Linked DNA regions of Homo sapiens: region 1 is linked to region 2. The links are chromatin loops, found by intact Hi-C in ENCODE. Cell type or tissue: chondrocyte. All regions are shown on one strand. Region 1 overlaps PXDN (peroxidasin). Region 2 overlaps PXDN (peroxidasin).

What was found. Peaks named below come from ENCODE experiments on the same cell type or tissue, not always from the same donor. Only the 100,000 strongest peaks of a DNase experiment are listed, where the experiment ranks them.
Region 1: it touches region 2 in a loop (3-fold over the local background); 33 of 110 quality-filtered maps call a loop at or near these places.

What each region holds. Positions count from the first base shown.
Region 1 is chr2:1,726,868-1,731,867 of GRCh38, reverse strand. All of the region lies in intron 1 of PXDN (peroxidasin), which reads left to right. Among named protein-coding and RNA genes, the nearest start is that of PXDN, 15 kb to the left of the region's middle. RefSeq lists enhancers at 862-1,467, 2,395-3,077, 3,078-3,760. In chondrocyte, no CTCF peak of the experiment used is centred here; DNase peaks (open chromatin) are centred at 297, 2,857, 3,577 and 4,351.
Region 2 is chr2:1,651,380-1,656,379 of GRCh38, reverse strand. PXDN (peroxidasin) reads left to right here. Exons shown (of 23, transcript NM_012293.3): 15 at 1,872-1,980; 16 at 2,595-2,752. Among named protein-coding and RNA genes, the nearest start is that of LALTOP, 28 kb to the right of the region's middle. In chondrocyte, no CTCF peak of the experiment used is centred here; a DNase peak (open chromatin) is centred at 3,119.

The DNA of each region.
Region 1 (5,000 bases), 75 kb before region 2:
CAGGGCCATTCGGCTTTAGTTGGTGTCCTGAACAATGGCAGAACCTCAGTGCCTTAAAACAGTGTGAGTTCCTGCCCCACTCACACAAAACCCCGTGCAAATGTTCTTGGCTGGGCAGCTCTTCACTGGAGGCTCAGCTCTAAGCCTTGGGATAGCTGCGTGTTTTGTGCCTGAGCTCTGTGGGATGTGTCAGGCCGATCTGTCTCCATTTCGTCTGTGGCTGCCCACTTCTGGCAGAGGCAGAGGTGAGTAGTTGTCACAAGCCAAGCTGTTTAGTCTGGCTTGGTAAGAACATGTTTGCTCTGACATTGACCCAAGGATCCCAGCTGTGCCCCGCCTGAAGCTCCACCATCATCCATCCCTGGCCTCGAAGCTGTCACGGAAGGGGAGAGAGGAGGTTATGTGAAGGCTCTCTGCTCCCACCTGCTCGGAGCTGATGCGCTGTTTCTGCTCCCAGCGCACTGGAGAGACAGCACACGTCTCAACCCAGATGCAAGGGTGCTGGGATGCGGAGGTCAGCTGCCTGTCCAGGAAGCCCAGATGCAAGGGTGCTGGGATGCGGAGGTCAGCTGCATGTCCAGGAAGTGGAAGTGGACCGTGAGCTTCTCAGTTTTTGCCATAGCTGTCCCAAAGTTTAATAGCACACAATTATTGCTCGCTCTCTTAAAACTTCCTCTCACTAGTTCATGTGTGTGTGTGTGTGTGTGTGTGTGTGCGCGCGCGCTCTCAACAGTGTTCTGTTGGCAAGGATGGAGCAGCTCTGCCTGCTTATCACTTTTCAGAGAGGTCTGTGATGTTGATATTCCCTTTGCTTGCTTCTGTGTTCTGGGACTTACAGTGATTTTACCACCTCCCAACCCAGCTTCTAATGTGGGCTGTAGCAAGTACTACCACAGATAGTTTTAAAACTCTCTCCCTCCTCTTCTCACAGGAAGCATTTTGTTATCATTTGGGGATTAAAGGCAGTTTGTTTATGCATCATGGCCCAGTGTGATTATTGCGCTAAGGGTAGAATGGTTTCAGCGACTGGAACCATAGGTCACAGCCGGATTGCTTGTAATCTAGTTGCTTAACTGAAGACTTTTCTCTAAGGGATGGGACAGATTTGGGTTTGACCTCACATGTGCCCTGGGTAATTAGAGAAGTAATGGGTCACCAGTGGAGGCTTAGAAGGAAGCCAGCAGGAATCCCTAATTCTCAGCCTGGATCATTGGCTTCTGGGGACCAGGAGCTGGATGTTTAAGTGGTTTTACTCAGATGTAAACCATGCCTCCTCCCCTGCCTGTGGCTGGGCCGTCCGCCATACCCTGAGCCTGACTGCGGTGCTGCCCTTTAGCCAAGGAGCCCCGGCTCTTCCTGTTTACTTAGCGCAATTCTAAAGTTGTGTATGAATTTGTAAGAGCTTTGGAAAGTTGCCCCACTGCCTTCTCTCCCAGGACCCCTCAACTGCCCATCCCTGTTCACCTCTTGTAGGTGTGGAGTTTGGTTGGGCACACAGAGGGGTATAATCTGCCAGGCCTGTTTGCCACAAGGGCTCAGCAGCTTTTTCTCCACAAGCTGTAAGCTAAGAATTATGATGCCTGCTCTTTTACCCACTAATTGCATCATCCAGCTTTCTTTTACAACATATTTTTAAAATATTTTTATGCAAGTTACACATGTTCATGTTAGAAAAATTTAAAAATAAACAGGAACAAAGTGAAACAAATTACTCACATTGCTGTCATTCAGGAGAAACATTAGCTGGGCTTTGTTCTCAGATGCACACACACAGAAGCATTCAGGCGTGTGTAGTACGTAGCAGTATTTGTCTACCTGTTAATATTTATCTGTCATGTATCTATTTTCAAAAATTGGGTCATGATACATGTTCTGCTCTATAATGCACTTTGTATGGTTTTAAAATCTGGGAATATATTATGATTGTGTGTCTGTTCAATAATTAGAGGCCTCCATCATCATTGTTAATGACCACACAGTATTTGTTTGAAATGACCAAATCTGCCTAACAGAATTTTTATTATGGGTCATTTCTTTGTTTCTACTTTTCTGCTCCTGCAAACAATATTTCCAAAATGTGATTGCATGCATTTTTGTGTGTGTCTGTCTAGATTGTTTTTACGGCACATTTCTAGAGAAATCTTTTTTTAAAAAAAATTTCAGTAGATTTTTGGGGAACAGGTGGTGTTTGGTTACATGAATAAGTTCTTCAGTGGTGAATCCTGAGATTTGGGTGCACCCATCACCCGAGTGGTGTACACTGTATCCAACGTGTAGACTTTTATCCCTCACCCCCCTCCCCCACCCTGCTGTAGGAACATTCTGGGAGGTTTTGATCTGCACCAGGGATGGTGGTTGGCCTACGGTGGGCTTTCCCTGTTGTGTTTTCTTCCTGGCCCCTGTTCATATTATCCTGCGGATGGATGTTCTCTGTAGCTGAGCAGTGGTGACTGACTTACTACAGGACTAATATAGAATGCACCTTCGTTGGGGAGCCTGTAATGGGTCAGGAGGGAGGGCTGAAGGGAGGGTCAGGGGCTGAAGGCACCGTCTCTGACCCCGGGATGGTGGAAATACAGCCTGTGTAAGTGCTCATGTTTCTTTGCTGAGTGACTGCATTTTGATTCTTACAATTTGTTTTTTCTGCAAATGGTTTGATTTTCGGTATGCCCTGAGAGCCAAACCATCTAGCGTTTGTGCCTGTCATGTATGTTTATTTGCCAGCTCTGTCTTTATCCCAGGTTCTGACAGTTCGCACCGTGTGGCTTGTCTGTGTCTTGTTTGATCTCTGCCTCACAGTCAGCTGTTCTTACCAGACCCATAGTCACACCGGGCCCCGCACTGGGAGGAGCTCACAGAGCAGCCAGCCCAGCGCCCTGCCTGCTGTTCCCCGGGGCGGAGCCTGGTTAGCCATGGTGGTCCTGTTCTGCAGAGCCCCAGAATGCTGAATAAAAGAGGGCTCGGCCTGTCTCGCTTCTAGAGGACTCGCAGGGCTATATCTGTGGCCACAAAAGTTTTTTCAAATCCTCCTGTTTCGCGTGCATTCCTGTTGAAGGACACTTTGTTTCTGTACATTGTTGATTCACTGACATTGTTAACGAGCTGTGGCCGGGAACACTGTCCCCCATTCCTGAGTGGAGCTTCTCCACCACACCTGTTCCTCGTGAGGGCAGCACAGCCAGAACGGCAACACTGTGCTTTGGGGCCGTTTTAAATAGCAAAATCACCAACAAAAGCACAAAAAGTGTGAAATGCGTGGCCCTAAATAGACCTTGAAAAAGACCCTGTTTACGGCAGGAGAGTGGAAACAAGAGGGCCGTTGTCAGCTTTACCAGCTCAGCTGTGGACCTGGGTATCAGGTGACTCCGATTTTTCCCCATTCTGCGCCTGTCCGCAGATAATGGCGGAGGTGCTCCAAGTACTGATTTTCGAGGTGAAGTCACAAATTTGGAATCTGCAAATAATGCGGAGGGACTGTATTCTCCGGCTGGTAGCTCCTAGAGAGAGGCTCTGTGCTGAGGGCCCAGGGACCCTGCCAGCAGGTGCCCTTGCCGTGTGACCGCCTCAAGCGAAACCGGCCTCGGAATCTGTGCTGCAGGGTTTACATTAGTTGTTGAGAACAGGACAGTTGGCTGGGTGCAGTGGCTCACGCTTGTAATCCCAGCACTTTGGGAGGCTGAGGCGGATGGATCTCTTGAGCTCGGGATTTAGAGACCAGCCTGGGCAAAATGGCGAGACCCGTCTCTACAAAAAATACAAAAATTAGCTGCACATGGTGGTATACGCCTGTAGTCCTGGCTACTCACTTGGAGGCTGAGGCAGGAGGATTGCTTGAGCCTCGGAGGTTAAGGCTGCAGTGAGCTGTGATTGCATCACTGCACTCAAGCCTGGGCAATAGAGCCAGACCCTGTCTCAAAGAAGAGAGAACAAAAGAAGGAACAGGACAGTCTTGTGCAGAATAGCACAAGACAGTGAACAGTTTAGCAGTCCTTAACCAATCTTCTTTAGGGGAGAAAATATCTTGCCTTTCAGACTAGATCAACTCTAAAGTTGTTATATTTAATTATACTATTAGGAAGTCAGAAAGAACACGCCACGTGGAGGCCCTGCTGGCAGGTGCTGGGGATGGAGATGAACTCAGCTGGCTCTCGGCGATTGACTCACAGGGGGTCTGGTGGGCAGGGGGTTGGACTCCACTGACCTGTGGTGTGACACGGTGGAGACTGTTCTTGAGAGGGATGGGAAGGCTGCCTAACTGAGGGCTGAGGAAAAATGCACCTGCGTGGTGGAGCTGGCAGCAGGTGCAGGGCATGTGCCAGCCTTGAGCTGGGGTCCTGGTCTGTGCTTTCCGGATGTGCTCCCTTGAGGACGTGACCGCACCCCTTGAAGCCTCGGCTTCCCCATCTGTAGGGGTCCTGAGGAGTGAGGAAGGCTGTGCGTGCAAACCTCCTAGCGCACAGCCAAGCACAGTAGCTGCTCTTGCAATGGATGCTACTTATTACGTTACGGCTTGCATGGAATCCTGCACATTTAAGTGCGATAAACTGAAATATGAGGCCAAAGAACTTTGTCTGAAGGAGGGGCAGCCGCTGGTCCAAGGCTCAGGAGGAGGGAGCAGGAGGGACTTGGGATGGCTGTGACGGGGCGGTGGCGGTTCTCCGGGTGGAGGGTGGGCTGTGTGTGCTCGCAGGGCTTGGTCAGCGTCAGCGGTTACTTGATATGCTGACTTTAGTTGAAGCAGATACTTGGATGCAAACAGGAAATTACAAGGAAGCAGAGTGTTCACTGCATTTGAGAATGGCAATTTTGTCTAACCGACCAGACCTATGTGTTTAAGAAACATCTGATTTTCCCTTTTGAGACAACACTTTCTGCCTTCCGGGGGTCCAGGACATGATCCGTGAGTGTGCCCTTCCCTTCCCAAAGCCCTGTCTTTATTTTTTAAAAAGCAATTCTCGATTTCTAAAGTGTCATACTCACATAGATCTATGTTAAGTCTT
Region 2 (5,000 bases):
TCAACTTTGGATTTATTAGGGTTCATGTCATTGGGTGAGATGGTTAGAGCTGTTTTCATCACTAAAAATAAAAGTTGGTTGGAATTAGTTTATAGTATTTGGTAAAGTATCAACTAGGGACTTACTATTAAGCAGAAAAGAATGACAAGAGGGAACTAGAAAGAGGGCAGTAACTTTAGGGGTAGATAAGGTGTGTGATTCTGTGTGTGTGTGTTTCTTTGGTTTGGTGTGTTTGTGTATGTTGTGTGTTTGTGTGGTGTTTGGGGTGTGTGTTTGTGTGTGTTGTGTGGTGTGTCTGTGTGTTTATAGTGTGATGAGTATGTGTGGTATGCTATGGTGTTGGTATGTGTAGTGTGTATCTGTGTGTATAGTGTCGTGTGTATCTATATGTTTGATGGGCTATGTGCGTGTTATTTATAAGGTGCTGGGTGTGTTGTATTTGTGTGGTGTGTATGTGTGTCTAATGTGATGTGTGTGTCGTGTGTATCTGAGTGTAGTGTGATGGATGTGTGATTTTTGTGTGTATCTGCATATATAATCTGTGTGTGTGTGGTGTGTGCGTCATGTCCTATGTGTGGCGTGTGTCTGTGTTTAATGTGCTGTGTAGGTGGCATGTGTCAGGAGGGGGTAGGTCCCTGTCTGAAGGGGGCATGTTTCAGTCAGGAGGGGGCAGGTTTCAGTCAGGAGGGGGCAGGTTTCCGTCAGGAGGGGGCAGATTCCTGTCAGGAGAAGGCAGGTTCCTGCCAGGAGGGGCAGATCCCAGTAAGGAGGGGCAGGTCCCTGTCAGGAGGGGACAGGTTTCTGTCAGGAGGGGCAGGTTGCTGTCAGGAGGGGCAGATGTGTGTGTGTGGTGTCTGTGTGTCTGTGTATAATGTGCAGTGTGTGGTGCATACCTCTGGTGTGTTTGTGCAATGTGATTTGTGTGTGTGGTGTATGTGTGTTTGTGTGTACAATGTGATGTGTGTGTATAATGTGATGTGTGTGGTGTGTGTGTGTAATGTGATTTGTGTGTGTATAATGTACTATATGTGTGGTGTGTGTGTGGTATGTATCTGTGTGTGGCGTGTGTGTGATGTGTTATGTGTGGCGTGGTGTGTCTCTATATAATGTTCTGTGTAGGTGGCGTATGTGTTTCTGTGTATATAATGTGATTGTGTGTGGTATGTGTTTCTGTGTATAATGTGACATGTGTGTATAATGTGCTGTGTGTGTGGTGCATGTGTGGTGTGGATCTGTGTGTGGCGTGCATGTAATGTGCTATGTATAGTGTGTGTGTCTGTGTATAATGTTCTATGTAGGTGGTGTGTGTGCGCCTGTGTGTATAATGTGATTGTGTGTGTGTGGTGTGTGGTGTGTGTGAGGAGGGAGTTTCCCTGTGTAATGATACAAGTCCACAGGTGAGAAGATGGGATCATGGAGGCAGCAGATCTTTAAAGAGGGGAGTGGGTTAGGATCCCGGAGTCCAGGGAGGCTGTGGCCTTTGATGAGAGGAATGGACGAGATCTGCTGGACACTGAGGTGTCTCCACAGACATCTTGTCTGCTGGGCTGGCCACACAGGGAGGCCTCAGTCCACACCTCCCACATGCTGTTGCATATAGCGTAAGATCTTCCATGCTTCACATTATAACTACTTCCTGTCTTCTTCTTAGGTATAACATGATTTCAAAAGCTAAAGTCTGTAATTTTCATGCTGTCTGAAACGGCTTCTAGTAGAATTTGTGATAAAATAATTTGAGTTTGGGTTTGAAAAATAGAAATAACATTTGGAGAAAAGTATGCCTTGTGGCTAATGATGTAGTGTCTAGACATCATTTTATGAGTAATTGTGCAGTATTTTTCCTGGTAATACGCGACTTTGTATTTTCCTAGTTCCTGACGTCAGTCGAAATGGAGATCCGTTTGTAGCTACCTCCATCGTGGAAGCGATTGCGACTGTTGACAGAGCTATAAACTCAACCCGAACACATTTGTTTGACAGGTATCGTGGGGCTGTAAACACGCTGACCCTCAAATCACTGAGCTTTAGGGTGAAGGTGGGAGTGATTAAAGAATGCATGCAGTTCTAATATATGAATTTTGATTTGATTATCTGATGATCAAAATGTTTAATTTAAAAATCATGAACAACATGGGCATCTGAGTTTTCTGGGGGTTGAAATAACAGAAGGATGTGTGCTTTTCAAATAGAATTTGGCTATGATCCACAACCAAAACATTCTTTGAAAATTTCAACTCATTCCTTTGGCTTATGACTAAATGATTTGGCAAAAACAAATAGTTTAAAAGTCATTAGTGTATTTGTTCACGTTGCTGATTCCAAAGCAGTTTTTCTGCATCTTATGTGAAATGCAATATCTGTGATTTTCTCTATTGACTTAATTAATTATTTGTTTTTAGTGTCTTCCGGTTTTTGTCTGTTTGTTTTGTTTTTGTTTTGTTGCCTCCCACTTCGGATGAGGAAGGTATAGTACATTATGTTGTAGAAAGTAGCCGTAGAAATATTAATAGCAATGATTATATTTTGGGGTACTATGAATTTTATCTTCAGTAATTTGTTTCATTCTTCCTTTCTTCCCCCTAAACTCTGGTTAGCCGTCCTCGTTCTCCAAATGATTTGCTGGCCTTGTTCCGGTATCCGAGGGATCCTTACACAGTTGAACAGGCACGGGCGGGAGAAATCTTTGAACGGACATTGCAGCTCATTCAGGAGCATGTACAGCATGGCTTGATGGTCGACCTCAACGGAACAAGTCAGTGCCAAAGCCTTTTCTTCCTCCTCCATGGCCTGAGTAACGGGGTTGAACACGCCTCAGTTAAGTCACATTCCTAGGGAAGAGTTCCAGCATTTTCTTTCCCACTGTGCTTATGAACTGTGAAATTATTTCCTTAAACTGTGATTCCTCTTGAGCCCTACAGCCCTGTCGCTCTCACTTTGGTTTAATAGGAATCTCTGGGGGACGTGAAGTCCCTTGGAGTGCTGATCAGGCTACAGCAGGTCCACCTGCCCTGAGTGGGTTATGCCATCCTGGCCAGGGTGGGTTATGCAAGCCCAGTCCCTCTGCAACAAATGAGCCATAAGGGAGGACTTGGCAGCGTGCTTGCTCCCTGAGTGACGTTGTGTCCTGGGAATGCGGTGCCACGCGTATTAGGAGGGTTGTTTTGGAAGAGTCCCGGGTCTGTGAAACCAGCTGATGAGATCACCTCGGGCTGGTGTGGAGATGCTGTTGGGGGAGGTATGTCCCCCACTCACTCTGCTCTGGCACTTTGCCGTTGCCCAGTAAATAACAGATGCCTTTACATGTCACGATTGTCCTTGCTGGTAGTAGTACTATTGATGAACCCATAGAAGACCCTGACTTTCTCATGTAAAAACATCATTTTCAGCAGCAGCTGGTTACTCATGGTTCTGTACACACACACACACACACACACACACACACACACACAGAGCACGGAGGAGAATGTAACAGTAGCTGTCCCTGTGGGATGAAAGAACTGCTTTATAATTTTTCAGTTTTCCAAATTGTTTTCATTGAGCATAACTTTTACGATTAGAGCAAAAAATGTTCTTCAATGGTTAAATGAAAGAGACGTGGAATTGAGACCTGTAGGGTGATATATGCCCGTCTTCGGAGTAGAGTGTTGCTCTGAGCCAGCCCCGTCCTGTTAGGTTTTGGAGCCCTGTTGGTGCTGAAGCCTGGGCACCAGCCAATGTGAAGCTGTATGTTCCGCAGCTCCTGCTTCCTGATCCTCTCCTGGCCTCTCGTGGCTGGGGGCGGGGGTGGGGGCAGGGCAGGAAATGTTGGAGTTGGAGACCTCTGGATGTTTCTGCTTTTCTCGATGGGTGAAACTCCAGCCTCACCTCCCAGGCACATTCTTGGGGAGAAGCATCAGAGCCCATTTTGTTATTTCAACAAGTATTTATTGGGCACTTTCTGCTTGTCAGGTGCAGGGGGAGACTAGGATGAGAGGTACCAGGCATGGGTCCCAGCCCCTTCCCAAGTCCCTGGTGCCAGTCTCCTGGTAGAAAGGCCATGTTCTCTTCTCCAGAGAATGAAGAGGGAGTTACTAAGTGTAATTTCTTGCTACTCCCTACCTTTCTTCATTTAGTTACAGGATCAGATCTTTAAACATTACTGTGGCAGCCCAGCAAGTGGGTTCTGCCGCCACCACAGAAATAAAGCCATCTGGAAATGTCTCCTCAAAGGCAGGCTGTTGGAAGCTGTTCCTTGTGAGGAATTGCATGTCCATTGTGTGTCATTACATGCCAATTATAGAAAGATTTAGACTCAGGGAAAGACAGAAAGGAAAGAGTAAAATCACCCCAACAATGTGAAATCATTTTATACATTTGCTGTTTACCCAAGCAGCAGTTAGGTGCACATGCAGGCACTCATTTCTTCACTTATTCGTTCCACCTGCCTGTCAGGGCACACCCTCTATGCCAGTCATTGTCCTGGGCCAGGGCCTACAGTCACAAACGGAAGAAATAAAAACCTCTGCCCTCAAAGATCAGACCTTCCAGAGAAATGCAGATGGAAAACCAGAGAGAGGCCCCTGCACATAAGAAGCCCCAGCGAGTGACCCAGAGAGAAACAGCAGGCGGGAGGTGGGTGGTGCCCTGGCTGGGATGGGGTGCTGTTCCCCATGGGCGAAGGTGACACGTGAGCAGGGACCCCACAAGGGCGAGGGGGCCTCCCTGGAGCATCTGAGGGGACCACACATGCAGAGTCTTGGAGGTGGGGCACGTTGGAGCATAGTGGAACAGCAGGTGGTCACTGTGGCTGGAAAGGGGGTGAGGAAGGGCTGATAAAGTTAAGGAGATTTGTGCTCCACCAGAAAGGGCCTGGGAGCGAATATAAGGATATGTCGTTGGCTGTGTATGAAATGGGAACCTTAGGGTTTCCTGCAGAGAAGCAACATGGTTTGATGCATTTTCAAGCATCGGGCTGGGTGACCACTCTGCATGGGGTGAGGACAGATGTGGGCAAACCAGTC